Linked DNA regions of Homo sapiens: region 2 is linked to region 1. The links are chromatin contacts, found by Hi-C or POLR2A ChIA-PET in ENCODE. All regions are on one chromosome and are shown on one strand. Each heading gives the region's core, a stretch centred on a gene start or an enhancer-like site at or near the end of the contact. The rest is flanking DNA. Distances are from core to core; before and after follow the strand shown.

Region 1 (7,618 bases), core at 2,707-5,206:
CCACACAGGCACCCATGGCTGATAGGGAGAGGAACTGTGACCAAGGAGGTGAGTCCTGCTGCCCTTCTTCAGAGGGGCAGGCATGACCTCCCTCCAGTGCCTGCACCCACCAGCCCCACACAAGGCTGGCATAGAGGCAACCCCTCCTGGGGACTGTCAGGCCCTGGGACAGCACCTGGGAAGCCCAGCCAGGCTGGATGGAGGACAGTTCCATGAAAGGCTCAAGAGCTTGGGCTCAAGAACTAGTTGGGCCTCGCATAGGCCTGGATCTGCTATTTACCGGCTGCGCGACAGCAGGCAAGTGGCTTAGACCCTCTGAGTCTCAGTTTCCCCTGGTGTAAATAGTGCCCTCATGCCACCATTGACAGAGAATCGAATGAGCTCATTGGCATATGGAGCTAACGGGGTTCCACACGGGGACTGGCCCAGCAGGTGCATAGGTGAAGCGGGTTTTGCTATGCACTCAGGCGGACCCCTAGGAAGGCAGAGCAGACAACCAAACATCTCAGCCTGGAGTGTCCCCTCCCTGACCACTCAGATCACCGTCGGTCACCCTTACTCCCTTCTCCATAAAACAGCTTCCCCCGCCACCCAGGGCAGTAGGAGGGAACTCTCAATTCAGAGCCTTCTGGGGGGAAAAAGTCCTATTTTTCACATTATAAAATAACATGAGGCCGGGCGCGGTGACTCAAGCCTGTAATCCCAGCACTTTGGGAGGCCGAGGCAGGTGGATCACCTGAGGTCAGGATTTCGAGACCAGCCTGACCAACATGGAGAGATCCTGTCTCTATTAAAAATACAAAATTAGCTGGGCATGGTGGCACATGCCTGTAATCCCAGCTATTCAGGAGGCTGAGGCAGGAGAATCGCTTGAACCCGGGAGGAGGAGGTTGCGGTGAGCTGAGATCACACCACTGCACTCCAGCCTGGGCAACAAGAGCAAAACTCTGTCTCAATAAATAAATAAATAAATAAATAATAAAATAACATGTTAGGCCGGGTGTGGTAGCTCACGCCTGTAATCCCGGCACTTTGGGAGGCTGAGATAGGCGGATTGTTTGAGGTCAAGAGTTCGAGATCAGCCTGGTCAACATGGCGAAACCCCACCTCTACTAAAAATACAAAAATTAGCCGGGCGTGGTGGCGCACACCTGTAATCCCAGCTACTGGGGAGGCTGAGGCAGGAGAATCGCTTGAACCCGGGAGGCGGAGGTTGCATTCAGCCAAGATCATGCCACTGCACTCCAGCCTGGGCGACAGAGCTAGACTCCATCTCAAAACAAACAAATTAAAAATAAATAAATAAATAACATGTTCATTATAGTAAAGCTGGAAATAACAGAAAAGTGGGAAGGAAACCAAAGATTTTATTTAACTATCAAAGCCAGGCACTTGGGATATTTTAATGGTTTTCCATATGGGATTTTTTTTTTTTTTTTTTTTTTTGCAGGCACAAGGGTTTTTTTGGTTCTCTGTAATATGGTTGGGAATTCAATATTAAGAAGTAGAGAATCCCAGCTACTCAGGAGGCTAAGGTGTGAGGATCACTTGAAGCCAGGAGTTCAAGATCGACCTGGGCTATGTAGAGAGACCCCGTTCCAAAAAAGATGTAAAGCTGGAAGGAAACTTGGGGGTCAGCTGGACTGGCCGCCTTTGTTGACAAGGCAGGAAAGCCTGGCTCAGTACCGCCGAATGATTTGTCCAAGGTGAGCGGTGGCAGAGCTGGAACCAGAAGCTGTTAGATGTTTGCTGCCCCTTAAACTCCAGCACCAAACCTCCCTCTGTCCCCGAAGACCATCTTCACAGGGCATGGTTAGTGCGTAGTGGATCTAGGCTCCAGACTGAGGGTCTGTCTGGGAAGGGCTTCTAGGAATCCCCCAGCTTCCTCGATAAAGGATGTGGCTCTGGTTACCCCCCTCCCCCATTTCCAGATGGAAATTTAGCTAAAGAGTGAGGGCCACAGAGCCCAGCAAGGGGCGTGGTCCGTGCCTGTTCCCAAGGGCGGAGCCAGCCAGCAGGGTCACCCTGTTCCTTTAAGAGAAGGGGGAGCGCTAGCCCCTCTCAGCCATCCTGTCCTGTCCTCCATCCTGGCCAAATCCGAAAGGGAAAATGAAAGAGGGAGCAGGAGGCGCCGGTCCCAGCCACCTCCCAAGGTCCCTGGCTCAGCTCTGACACCCCAGTCCCGGCCCCAGGGTGAGTGGGGTTGGGTGGCGGTTTAGGGGCACCAGGGGCGTGTGGGGACCTGTGTAAGTGTGGGGTGGGGAGGATCTCAGGAGATGTGGAGGCTGGAGGCACAGGAGGCCAGGGAGGAGGGAGAAGCCTGGCGTCGCACTCCCACCACGCTGGGGTAGGAGGGCAGGGACACCTCCGACAAAGGACCCTGTGAGAGTTATGAAAGCGGAGTTGCCTCTGTACCAGCCCCCCACCCTGAGAGGAGTTCACTGCAGTAAAAATGGTGAGAGAAATGGTGGGCCAAGAAAGGAGTGGTCTCGCTGCCTCTGCCACTCCCACTCCTCCCATGGGCACCAAATTGGGTCTAGCGTCTCGGGTTCGAGGCTCCACTCTTCCCACAGCATCCTTGACAGCTAAGGGCACCGCTGGGTTTCCGCTTCCGAAACCAGGCAAGTCAGGGGCTGGTCCAGCTGATCTCCAAGGTCCTTCCTAAGAATCTGGGATCTGGAGGATCCCAGGGTCGAACGGAGACGGCTCAGGGGGTGCGGCTAAAATGCAAATGGGGGATCCTCCCCAGCACCCATCGGTCCCAAAGAGAAGGTAACCCATAGCTGAGCGTCGCCTGCTCCCCTCGGGCCCTCCCGTGGCCCTCCGTTTCATACTGGTCTCATCGCTAAACCCGGGCCTCTCCTACCTCACGACTCACCCTGAAGTCAGAGAAGGTCCAACGGACCCCACCCCGATAGGCTTGGAAGGGGCAGGGGTCCCTGACTTGCCCCATCCCCTGACTCCCCGCCCCGCGTCCCCAGCGCCATGGGGGAGTGGGCGTTCCTGGGCTCGCTGCTGGACGCCGTGCAGCTGCAGTCGCCGCTCGTGGGCCGCCTCTGGCTGGTGGTCATGCTGATCTTCCGCATCCTGGTGCTGGCCACGGTGGGCGGCGCCGTGTTCGAGGACGAGCAAGAGGAGTTCGTGTGCAACACGCTGCAGCCGGGCTGTCGCCAGACCTGCTACGACCGCGCCTTCCCGGTCTCCCACTACCGCTTCTGGCTCTTCCACATCCTGCTGCTCTCGGCGCCCCCGGTGCTGTTCGTCGTCTACTCCATGCACCGGGCAGGCAAGGAGGCGGGCGGCGCTGAGGCGGCGGCGCAGTGCGCCCCCGGACTGCCCGAGGCCCAGTGCGCGCCGTGCGCCCTGCGCGCCCGCCGCGCGCGCCGCTGCTACCTGCTGAGCGTGGCGCTGCGCCTGCTGGCCGAGCTGACCTTCCTGGGCGGCCAGGCGCTGCTCTACGGCTTCCGCGTGGCCCCGCACTTCGCGTGCGCCGGTCCGCCCTGCCCGCACACGGTCGACTGCTTCGTGAGCCGGCCCACCGAGAAGACCGTCTTCGTGCTCTTCTATTTCGCGGTGGGGCTGCTGTCGGCGCTGCTCAGCGTAGCCGAGCTGGGCCACCTGCTCTGGAAGGGCCGCCCGCGCGCCGGGGAGCGTGACAACCGCTGCAACCGTGCACACGAAGAGGCGCAGAAGCTGCTCCCGCCGCCGCCGCCGCCACCTCCGCCACCGGCCCTGCCCTCCCGGCGCCCCGGCCCCGAGCCGTGCGCCCCGCCGGCCTATGCGCACCCGGCGCCGGCCAGCCTCCGCGAGTGCGGCAGCGGCCGCGGCAAGGCGTCACCGGCCACCGGCCGCCGAGATCTGGCCATCTAGGGGCGGGCACCGCCTCGCGCGGACTGGACGGCGAGGGCCGGACCCCGCCACCTCCGCCCGCACCGCAGAAGCCGGAAGCTGCTTCCACCAGAGCTGTCGCGGGACCTGCCCCGGCAGGAGACGCGTTGTGGGGACGGCCCGCGGGCGGCATCGCACTTGCCTCGTACTGCCTCCCAGTGGCTGCCGGCGGCACCTGGGGCAGGCCGGGCTGGGGGCGGAGAATGAACTCAGGCAGGTCCTGGATGCCACCACCCAGGTGGAAAGGAAGGAGACCAGGACCCTGAGAGAGAGTGGACCCGAGGGGGAGAACAGAGCGGAAGGTGGAGAGTGGTTGTTTTACTGGGGACAAAAACAACTGTGATGCCAGCATTCTCAGGCACTCTCTGTGTTCAGAGAGAGAGTGGTCCCCCTGTGGGCTCTCTGCGAGTGTGCATACACGGACACATAAGCACTGTGAGCTGTGTGCACGCGCACCTGTACACCCTGTGTGAGCGCTGTGCATGTGCGCGCATGTGTACACCCTGCGTGAGGCCCACTTGTGCACACAGACACACGTAACCCTCCCGGGTGAGCTGTGTGCACATGCACACAGAAACATATGCCCCTTGAGAGCTGTGTACTCACATCCCTGTGAGCTTTGTGTGAGTGCATTGTGCACACACGCACATGTCCATTCTGTGTGGGCTGCGTGTGCACACCTGTACACAGAAACATCCTTGTGCGCTATGTGTGCATGTGTACATCCGGCGTGACCTCTGTGTGTGCACGCGTGTGTGTGTGATCTCTGATATGCACTGCGGGGGTGGCCAGGATCCGATGCCAGCTGCAGCCACAATGGCTCCCTCCCTACCACCCTAACCCAGCCCACCTGCCAGGGCATCACAGGAGGTCTGTCCCCCCCTCCCAAGAGACCCCGCCCAGGGAGGGAAGAGGAGGAGAGGCTCCCTTTCCCCGGGCAGGCCTCAATCCTCGGGAGCCTATGAGCAACATCCTCACAGTACCCCTTGTGGCGAGGCGGGGGCTGGGCGCTTTCATGGAGGTGGGGTGGGGGTGGGCGGCGGGCCAGAGGGCAACCCAGACGTGTGTTATGCCTCCCTCCTCCATCTTCATCCTCCCCGCCGCTACTGCTCCCCCAGGCTATAAACGGGAAAGTCCCTTCTGTCCTCAGGAGAAAGCTCCCAAAACACACGCGCTCCCGGCCCTGCCTTCCCTTCCAACCACCCCCTTCTTCCTACTTGCGGGCATTCGAAGAGCTGCTGCCTATGCAGCGCATCCCCCTCCTGTGTCTCCCCTCCCGTCTGCCCTCCCCCTTCACCAGCCAGTGGGCTGCTCTCCATAAGATCACCCAGGACCTAAGCGAGAAATCCAGGGGCCGTCATCGGACTGCACCTTGCGGGCCTCACCGCATCCTGCCTACCAGGCTGTGCGTTCCCCGCCATCACCCCACCCTGTCCTTCTGAGTTCCTGGCGTCTTTCTCAGCTCTCCTGTGCCCCACACAGCAGTGGGAGGTGTTTCTGAATAGCGCCCCCCACTTAAACCCGGGACTGAGGGCAGCACCCCTGCCCTCAGGGTGAGTCAAGCGCCTTCACAAAGCTTCCTTCTGAAGCCCTGCCCCTGTCAGGCCTTCGACTCCACAGCACCGGCTTCCAGGTGTGCTCAGAACCATAGGGAATTTTCTCTTCTAACAAGCACCAGACCTGCTTGCTGCCAAGCGTTTGAACGTGCTGTTCCTTTGCCCAGAGTAGCCGCTGCTTCCTGCAGCCTTCTCCTCCCCTAGCTAATGCCCACCCACCTATTGTTGTCACTTGGGAAGAAAACAGACACCTTCAAGGAGAGGGCTCCCCTGGTAGCCCCCACCCCAAGACAGAGCTGGATGCCCCTCGCTTCCGTAGGGAAAGCACTTCTCCTGCAGGATGGCATTGCTCTCTCCCCTTCCATGGCACGTAGTATGTGCTCAGTAAATATGTGTTGGATGAGAAACTGAAGGTGTCCCCAGGCCTACACCACTGCCATGCCCGAACACTATCCATGCTATGGTGGGCACCATCTCTCTGATGACAGTTCTGTGTCCACAACCCAGACCCCTCCACACAAACCCAGATGGGGCTGTGCCGCTGTTTTCCAGATGTATTCATTCAACAAATATTTGTAGGGTACCTACTGTGTGTCAGAAGATGTTCAAGATCAGCATCATCCGATGGAAATAGCATATGAGCCATGTATGTAGTTTCAAGTTTTTCATTAGCCACATTAAAAAAGTAAAAGGAAACAAATGAAATTAATTTTAGTCACGTATTTTATTTAACCTAGCACACCCAAAGTATTTTCATCTTAATGCCTCATTGATATTAAAAAGTATTAAGGAGATAGTTTACATTCTTTTTTTCATACTAAGTCTTCCAAATCTGCACCCACCTAGCCAATTCTTTCCTCTAGAGATTTAGCAATGAGCCTCGGCTACAGCGGGAGACTCCGTCTCAAAATAAATAAAACTAAATTAAAAAGAGATTTAGCTGAGAGAGGCCACCTCTTCCAGGAAGGCTTCTGAGCCCTGCCCCAAGCGTGATTCAGTGCCTCTGCCCTGCACTCCCGTAGGCCTGTCAAGCCTGTTGCAGCTCTGCCCAGGTGGCATCCCGGTCACCTTCCTCTGGCTCAGTCTCTCTGCGGAGGATGGGCCCTGGCTCAGTGCAAAGCACATCAGCCCTGGAGGACCACACTCCACAGCAGTGGATCTCACATGGGGGTGATTTTGCCCCCCAGGGGGGCGTTTAGCAGTGTCTGGAGACATATTTGGTTGTTACAGCTGGGGTGGGAGAGAAGCACCACTAGGGTTTCATGGGCGGAAGGTTGGAGATGTTGCTTAGCATCCTGCAATGCACAGGACAGCCCCCACAACCTGGCTCAGATCTTCACATTGGTGCTGAAGCTGAGCAACTCTGCTCGACAGCAGTGAACTGTGGACCACTGAGGACAACCCCAAGACTAGAGGTTCCAAACAGCAAAGGCACTACCCCAAGGGGCATTTTGTAAATGTGGGGGCCACTGCTTTGTTTTCACAATGATGGGGGACCCCATTGGCATTTAGTGGGCAAGGGCTATGGACGTCAAGATATCCTCTTGAAATAAAAACCTGCTTGGCACAACTTTTTTGTTTTTATTTTTATTCTTTGAGACAGGGTCTCCATCTGTTGCCCAGACTAGAGTGCAGTGGTGTTATCACGGCTCACTGCAGCCTCAACCTCCAGGGATCCAGCAACTCTCCCACCTGAGCCCCCCCCCCAAGTAGCTGACACCACAGATGCACACTACAAGGCTAGGCTAATTTTTGTATTTTTTTTTGTAGAGGCAGGGTTTCACCATGTTGCCCAGGCTGGTCTTGAACTCCTGGACTCAAGTGATCCGTCAGCCTCTGCCTCCCAAAGTTCTGAGATTACAGGCTTGCGCCACTGCGCCCAGCCTCAGGCACAACTTTAGAATGTCCAACTGGACATTGGCATAAGTGAAAACCCTGGGCCCAAACCCTGTTTTACATGTAAAACATTAAGGGTTTTGAGGCCAGGCACGGTGGCTCACGCCTGTAATCCCAGCACTTTGGGAGGCCGAGGCGGGCGGATCATGAGGTCAGGAGATCGAGACCATCCTGGCCAACACAGTGAAACCCCGTCTCTACTAAAAATACAAAAATTAGCCGGGTGTGGCGACGTGTGCCAGTAGTCCCAGCTGCTGGGGAGGCTGAGGCAGGAGAAT
Region 2 (7,618 bases), core at 3,399-5,898, 280 kb before region 1:
CGTTACTCAAATTATCAACACATGAAATCAAAGGAAAGTTTGTCCACAGGGCAGAATTTGGTTCTATGTTTACAAGTTATGGCCGGCATGTACACACAGATTGCCAATATTTGTGGGCATATGACAAATAAAGGCTCTAAAATAAGGTATATGTGAAAATCAGTACAAGGCTTTCCAAGTTTCCCTCACATGCTTAGACTCTAGACCAGGCTTGGCAACCTTTTCCATCGAAGCCCAGAGAGCAAATATTTTAGGCTTTTCAGGCCATAGGATCCCTGTAACAACTACACAACCCTTCCCTTGTAACCACAAGCAACCAAAGACAATACGTAAATAAATGAAGGTGCTTGTGTCCAAATAAGGGTTTATTACAAAAACAGGAGGCAGCCCAGATAACGGCCTGCAACAATCTCGTTTGGCTACTGTGCCCTAGACTCCCAATATTATCAGTGGATAATAGACCCCACAACCCAGATTCTCCAGCTCTACCCTGTTTTCAACGTTCATCCTTTTCCACACCATGGGGCAACACTCATGTCCCAAATCCTCCAGGTTATTTTGAGGGCAACATAGAGGGTTCTCAAAGCAAACCGTGCTTTTTAAATTCTGTAAAACAGTGTGGATCACTCTGTCCTGGAAAGCTGCTAAACTTCAATATTTCACAACTATTTCCAGCTACAGAAAACAGAATACCCATAACTCCTTCTGCTCTCACAGAAACAGCTGAGAAAATTAGTTTGTTTCATCATGTTGTCTATAATCAGACTTTCATAGGCTATTTGGGTCAAGTAAAGCTTTGCTCTCGCTTTCCCTTGTTTAAGAAAAAAAAAATCCATTATAAAAGCTTCAAAAGAACATACTACAAACTCCATGGCTCAGTGGTTGGTTCATAATCTTTCTTGAGTCACGCACCTCTTTGAAAATCTCATGAAAGAATTAACCTATCAGGAAAAAAGCCCATAAAAATTGAGTATAATTTTAAAGGGTTCATAGATCACTTAGAGCCTATTCATGGACTACTGGGTGTCCAAGGACTTCAGGTTTTTCCTTATTCTGTCTTATTTTCTCCTTTTTTCTCCTTTCTTCCCAGTCCTACCCCTAACTCTGTCTCCATCACCCGTTTCTTCCCACAGAACAATGGAAAGAACTCAAAGACACCTGGACTAGAACCTTAGCTTACTTAGTTTTGGCTTCCCTGTCTTGGGGAAAGAAGAACCCCAAAAAAGTATGAGTAGTGTCAGAGGGGAAAGCAGGCCACGTTTCTGGATCTTGCTGCCAGAATGAAAACTAAGGCCTAAGTTAGGTCTTAATTGGGCCTAAGATTATCTCTGGGGTTAACCACTGGTCCCACGTGAGTGCTCCCAACTACCCTTATAGTTATATTTAGTTTAAATAGTCATATTGATGCTGTATCCCAAATTTTCTGGGAATAATCACAACTCCAAACATCTGTCCTGTAGTTACCATAAATATCCTTCTAAAGGCAAGAGCATATGTTCTGGTGTTTGCTTTGGGGGAAAAAAACTCATAATAAGTAAAGTCCATCTTGCTGGATAATTCACTCTTCAGTTTTAGTTTCTTCAGGACTAGAGAACAGATTATTTTTCTATTATCTCTTGCCTATATCCTTCTTTCTTTTCTTTTTTTTTTTTTTTAGAAAGGGCCTCTGTCACCCAGGGTGGAGTGCAGTGGCATGATCATGGCTCACTGCAGCCTTGACCTCCCAGGCTCAAGCGATCCTCCCACCTCAGCGTCCCAAATAACTGAGACCACAAATGTGCACCACCGCACCTGGCTAATTTTTTTTTTAAGAGATGGGGTCTCCCTATGTTGCCAGGCTGGTGTTTCTTAATTTTTCAAATCTTTGGTAGAGAAAGAACCAAGCGAAGAAAATGAGTCATTCATTTATTTACTCCACAAGTATTGAGCATCTAAATGTGCTGTGTACTGTTCCAGATGTCAAAATCTCCACCCTGATGGGAAAAAAAAGACGGCTGGGTGCGGTGGCTCATGCCTGTAATCCAGCACTTTGGGAGGCCGAGGCGGTGGATCACTTGAGGTCAGGAGTCCAAGACCAGCCTGACCAACATGGTGAAACCTCGTCTCTACTAAAAATACAAAATTAGCAGGGTGTGGTGGCACATGCCGTAATCCCAGCTACTTGGGAGGCTGAGGCAGGAGAATCACTTGAACTCGGGAGACGGAGGTCGTAGTGAGCCAAGATCGCGCCATTGCACTCCAGCCTGGGCAATAAGAGCGAAACTCCGTCTCAAAAAAAAAAAGAAAAGAAGAAGAAAAAGACAAAACAAAATAAATTCATAAGAAGTATAGTATGTTAGGTAGCGACAAGTGCTACAGAAAAAGTAAAGCACAGGCCATGAACAGACACCGGGGGTTGGGGAATGAGATGCAATTTTAAAAAGGTCAGGAAACACCTACTAAGAAGGTGACATCTGAGCAGAAACCCAGTGAGAAAGTGTATCAGACAATGTCACTGCTCCACTTAGGTCCCCTCCTTTCCCTTTTTGCCGTTTTTGGGCCACCCCTTTCCTACTATAGGGTGCTTTATTCTTAACATCCAAAACCTGCAGTTTTTCTTCAGAGGACTGCCTAGAGACAACACACAGCGCCTCCCCAGCACTGCACTCGCCCAATCCTCCCACCATAATCCCAAAGGCAGGGAAGAAACCAGGCTGGAGTTGCTGGACGAAGCCAGAAAAAGAATGTACTGAAATCCCTTCTGAGGCCTTTGTGTATCGTACTTTAATCCTTTACATGTCTCTGATGGATATATACATATATATATATATAATTTTTTTTTTTTTGAGACAGAGTCTCGCTCTCTCGCCCAGGCTGGAGTGCAGTGGCGCCATCTCCGTTCACTGCAAGCTCCGCCTCCCGGGTTCACGCCATTCTCCTGCCTCAGCCTCCCCAATAGCTGGGACCACAGGCGCCCGCCGCCACGCCCGGCTAATTTTGTTTTTGTATTTTTAGTAGGGACGGGGTTTCACCGTGTTAGCCAGGATGGTCTCGATCTCCTGACCTAGTAATCTGCCCGCCTCGGCCTCCCAAAAGAGCTGGGATTACAGGCGTGAATATTTTTTAACAAGCAATTTCATGTACATTTTCTCAAGCACCACTCAAGCTGCCTGTCCACGGGGCAGACGACTTCTCCTTTAGTCTTTCTCTTGAATATGCTCTTCAATTTCATTAATCTCTATTCATGAGTATAACAATATTGGAAAAATTGGACAGAGTATCACTTGTTCCTCGCTTTGCAGACTAGAGATGCTTCTAGTCCCTGTTGGCACACTCAGGATGGGGGCTACGGGAAGCCCAAGAATTCAGCCTCTCTCTAAATGTCAACTGTTTTCCAGTAACCACAGGTCAGGGATCCCATACGTTCATTCTCCCTCCACAGTGACCCACAATATCCATCGGGTGTTTATGTATCCAAAGAAGAGGCTACTCATTCCATCTGGTAAACCAACATACTCATGATTTAGTGGAAAGAGCCCTGGAGTGGCACAGAGGGCTGCCTCAATACACACTTACTGAGCGTCTAACAATGAATGGGTCAAGCCCTTCGTAGGCACTGGCAATGGGAAGATGACCAATACAGACGGCTGAACCTTGCTTTCAAGGCCTTCATAAAGCACTGGAGATGACAAACACGGTCCGATACAAAGGGTCGGGTTCAGGACTCCAACCATTATTATCAAAGAGCCACGGGAATACAAAGGAAGGATTACTAGGGGGGAAGTTCCAGGAGGGCATCACAAAGAGACCTCTGAGCTGGATCCAGAAGGACAGATGAGTTTAAGCTGAAAGTGGGGACGGTCGTTCCCGCTGGTGGGAACCGAAGGAGCCGAGGCAGCGCTGAGGCGGAGACCAGGTGGCACCCGCGGCGCTGCAAGGACACACAAGCTGTTGCGAGGGGGTCAACTCTCCGGGCCTTGGCTTAGAAACCTGGGACGATTACACCCTAAAAGCGCTTGGAAAAACTGCAGAACTCGTGCTGATTTTCGCCAAAGCTACTCCCCCGCCGTGAGGGCAGGAAGCCCTGCGAGGCGCCTGCGAGGACGCAAACGCCGCGAAGCAAGTCCTCCACGCCTCCATCCCAGGTTTAGTGAAGTGTAGACTCTGACCCACAGCCTAAAGGAAAGCAAGACCGGAGTCGGGGAGGGCCCCTCCAGGAGCGGGCTCAGCGGGAGTCTGGCCGAACTGCTTGCTGCCACAGTGGTTCCGCGGCCTCGCGCTGAGCGCCATCCGCCGTCTCCCACCGCGGCCCCCACCGCCCCTCCGCAAGGCTCGGCACCTCCCGCCACTTCCTCGGTCGCTGCGGCGGCTCCGGCTCCTCACAGCCGCTAAACCCAGGCCTATTCTGTGTTAGGTCGGGCCTCCTCGGCCCTCTTCGCCGTGACGAATCAGCGCCCGGCTGGGAAAGTATCAAAATTCGGGGAGTTTTGAGGATCCAATGGGTCCTGAAAAAAATCCCTGAGTGTGCTAAGCATCACCGCATCTTCACTAGAAGGTTAGTTTTTCTAAAGAGGGTCGGGTGGGGCCCGGAAAAAAAAAAAAATTAAGAAGAGTGTGGAAAGTGCGAGTGCGGAAGCTCCGGACGCGAGGGGCGGGGCGAGCGCGGGACAAAGGGAAGCGAAGCCGGAGCTGCGGGCGCTTTTTCTGCCCGCGGGTGAGTGTTTCCAAGTGGGACGGACCGGGTCGGTGGGTGCAAGTCGTGGTGTCCCCGCTTGGCTAGACCCCGAGTTCCCGGGGGTTGCTGGGGTTCAGCCTTGGCCGTGGGGCCAGAGCCAGGAGCCGGTTGAGGCCTCCTTGAGGCCTAGCAGAGCGAGGGTTGGGAGGGAGTCCCATCTGGGGCCCCCTCCTTGGAGGCAAGGCCAGTCCCCCGAAATTGGTCAAAGCACCTGTGAATACCCCGTTTTAGGGGAGTTGCTAGTAAAGTACATTCTCCAAGACAAAGAGAGCGACCTCAGGAAGCCGTGGGCAAGGCAGGTCCGTGGTTCACCCCCCACCCGGGCAGAAGGTTCCCCCATTGGTTCAGGCAGCGACTTGAGGACGAGCAGAGCTCTGAAATAGTTTGGCCTGGGTTTGAAACCCAACTTTGGCACTTCCTGGCTGCATATGGCTTCAGACAAGTTGTTTAAACTTTCCGAGACTCCCTTGTTTCATCTGTAAAATGGGGATAGCTGTACATATAAAGTACTTGTGAGTGTTAAGCGAAATAGTGTCATAAGCGTACCCCGTATAAAGTATTTCTTGAACAAATATTTATCGGGTATTTATTTTTATGCCAGGCACCAAAGATGGATCCAACGGTGGACAAATGTACAAGCCCACTCTTAAATTTTGTATTCTAGCAAAAGAGAGCAATAATTTTAAAGTATTAACAATGAAGTATAACGTACAGGGAGCTTATGTTAGTTGTCAGGGTCCCCTGCAGCGAGGCCTGCTGGATGTTGACAGCTCCCTTAATGTGAGCAGAAAGGAAATCTACACCAGAGTCAAAGGTTTCTGGCTGTTCTTTAAGAGGGAAAGACTCAGGTTGGACCATTGAGAAAATGAGCTGTTTCTTTCCACACCAGGACTCATTCCTTATGCTCCAGGGAATTTCCTTAAAATTAATAATAGAAGCGAAAAATCAGATCTATTCCACATGTTTGGTTGCAAATACCTCCAATAGTCATAGAAGTTTATTTGCCTTCTTTCCAAAGATGAATTTTTGTCTTTTTGTACCTCACTATTTGTGATGTATGTTGATGTAAAGAACAAGCTCACATGTGCCTGGTTATGTTGTGAGCTGGTAATACTAGGAAAAAATTTCCTAAGAATTGAGCTAGGTCCTGACATGGTCCCTCTTTCCAAGTAGCATACAATCTAGCCATATTGATAAGTTAAAAAAAAGTTATAATAATATAGATCTGTGTAAACTGTATAGGAATACAGATGGGGGAGCAGTTAATTCTGCCCAGGTAATGTATCAAGAAAGTTCCCTTGAGGAGAAAAATTTTGAAATGGGCTGTGAATGATGAATAAAAGTTTTTCAGGTAGACTCTCAAAATTTATTCCCAGCATTTATGAAGCTATTTACCATTATAAGAGAATGTGAAGTTCATTGTCATACCAATTACCTTTTGCACTGCTTCCAGGAATAAAATGCTGCCTAATTTTAATAAAAATTGTTATCCCAAAAGCATGATACAGTTGCTGATCAGGGAGCTGTCAGTATCTGGTAGGCCTTGTTGCGTTGGACCCTGATAATACATCACTTTCTATTCTCATCCTTGTATCAGTCTGATGAAATGTTTACATGGCGTCAGCAAAATGTTTTCCATACAAGAGGTAGCTTAGTATCACAAGAAAAAACCTGAAAGTACATTTCTAAATATCCCCAGTACTTTATTTTAGTCATTTAATTCTAATCAACCAAATGACCTATAAGAACTAGTTAAAATACACAAAAGGCTTAATTACTAGGAATTAAGGTGAAGTAATTTTACTCAGAAATACCAATTAAATTACCCTATTCATTAGGAAAACATTCTCGTATGCTTGCTGAGTTTTGATTCTCTTTTTTTTTTCCTTTTTTTTTTATTTTAGTGTCTCAGATTCATTCTTAAGGAACTGAGAACTTAATCTTCCAAAATGTCAAGTAAGTTTCAATTTTTATATTTATCAATCTATGTTAATAAGAGACTAATGCCCTAGCAAGTGGGAATTCCAAAATACTCTCATTTTTTTTTCTTCAAAACAGGACCATTGGTAGTTTTGTTGCATAGTATTATATCTCAGTTGTTTACAAGAAGTTATTTATTTTCTTTCAAACAGAAAGACCATCTTATGCCCCACCTCCCACCCCAGCTCCTGCAACAGTAAGTTTTAATTTTCTTGTTAATGTAATAGCCAACTCTGGCCTTGATACAAAAACCCAGATGTCTTCCAGTGACAGTCACTCAATCATCACAGCAACAGGATGAAATTCAGCTTAAAAGAAAAAAAAAAAAGCACTTCCTACTAAATAAAATAATTATTTGCATCTTTCCTTGAACCAACCCCAACATTTAAAGAAACAGTACTGTAAAACTCCAACCTCCTGTGCTCAGTTTGTTTTGTTTTTTCTTTGTAAATGGGAAATAAGTGAAAGTTTTACCATTTCTTTCTTATTAATCTTCACTATTAAGAGTCTTTAAGTTGTTACTGAGTGAATGCTCATTCTGGCTATTTTGTTAAACCTAACCTTCAACTGGTTATGTTTTTCTCTCCTTTCTTGTCTCTCTCTAAAATTTTCATATTAAACAATAAAGCTTCTGAAACTACTCATTGTAAATATTTTCAAGCTGTTCAAGTAAAGATTTCATTATCTATGGGGCAGATCTTGCTATTGAATCTTATTCCACTCCATAAATTATATTTTATTGGTTTGGAAGTATATATGTTTTAAGTAGTTGTGAACGTGTTTTTTCACCCAGGAAGCTCTGGCCCAGCTTGGTCAGCATGTAAAATAATTTTCCAACCCACAAAACAGATTTAGCAGTAACTGTTCAGGTCTTGCTGAAATGGCTTCCTTGTTGGTTTTTTGGGAGGGGGGGTTTTGTTTGTT

What was found. A loop is a pair of places that touch in the nucleus more often than their neighbours do. ChIA-PET counts read pairs that join two places held with the same protein, here RNA polymerase II (POLR2A). Pooled maps may share reads with other maps.
Region 2: a pooled map shows a loop between it and region 1 (3-fold over the local background). The contact joins the promoter of SMARCE1 here to the promoter of GJD3-AS1 in region 1. A Hi-C loop is called at or near these places in 5 of 50 pooled maps. POLR2A ChIA-PET finds 5 or more read pairs at or near these places in 5 of 52 experiments (IMR-90, activated CD4-positive, alpha-beta T cell, activated CD8-positive, alpha-beta T cell and 1 more).

Annotation. Positions count from the first base shown.
Region 1 is chr17:40,359,183-40,366,800 of GRCh38, reverse strand. It overlaps GJD3-AS1 (GJD3 antisense RNA 1), which reads right to left and starts at 3,956. Exons shown (of 1, transcript NR_186704.1): 1 at 1,366-3,956. It overlaps GJD3 (gap junction protein delta 3), which reads left to right and starts at 2,064. Exons shown (of 1, transcript NM_152219.4): 1 at 2,064-6,149. The coding sequence starts at 2,986. The coding sequence ends at 3,870. RefSeq lists silencers at 3,613-3,722, 3,753-3,832, 3,953-4,022 and an enhancer at 3,850-4,144.
Region 2 is chr17:40,644,848-40,652,465 of GRCh38, reverse strand. It overlaps SMARCE1 (SWI/SNF related BAF chromatin remodeling complex subunit E1), which reads left to right and starts at 4,648. Exons shown (of 11, transcript NM_003079.5): 1 at 4,648-4,693; 2 at 6,619-6,670; 3 at 6,847-6,890. The coding sequence starts at 6,664. RefSeq lists a silencer at 4,115-4,409.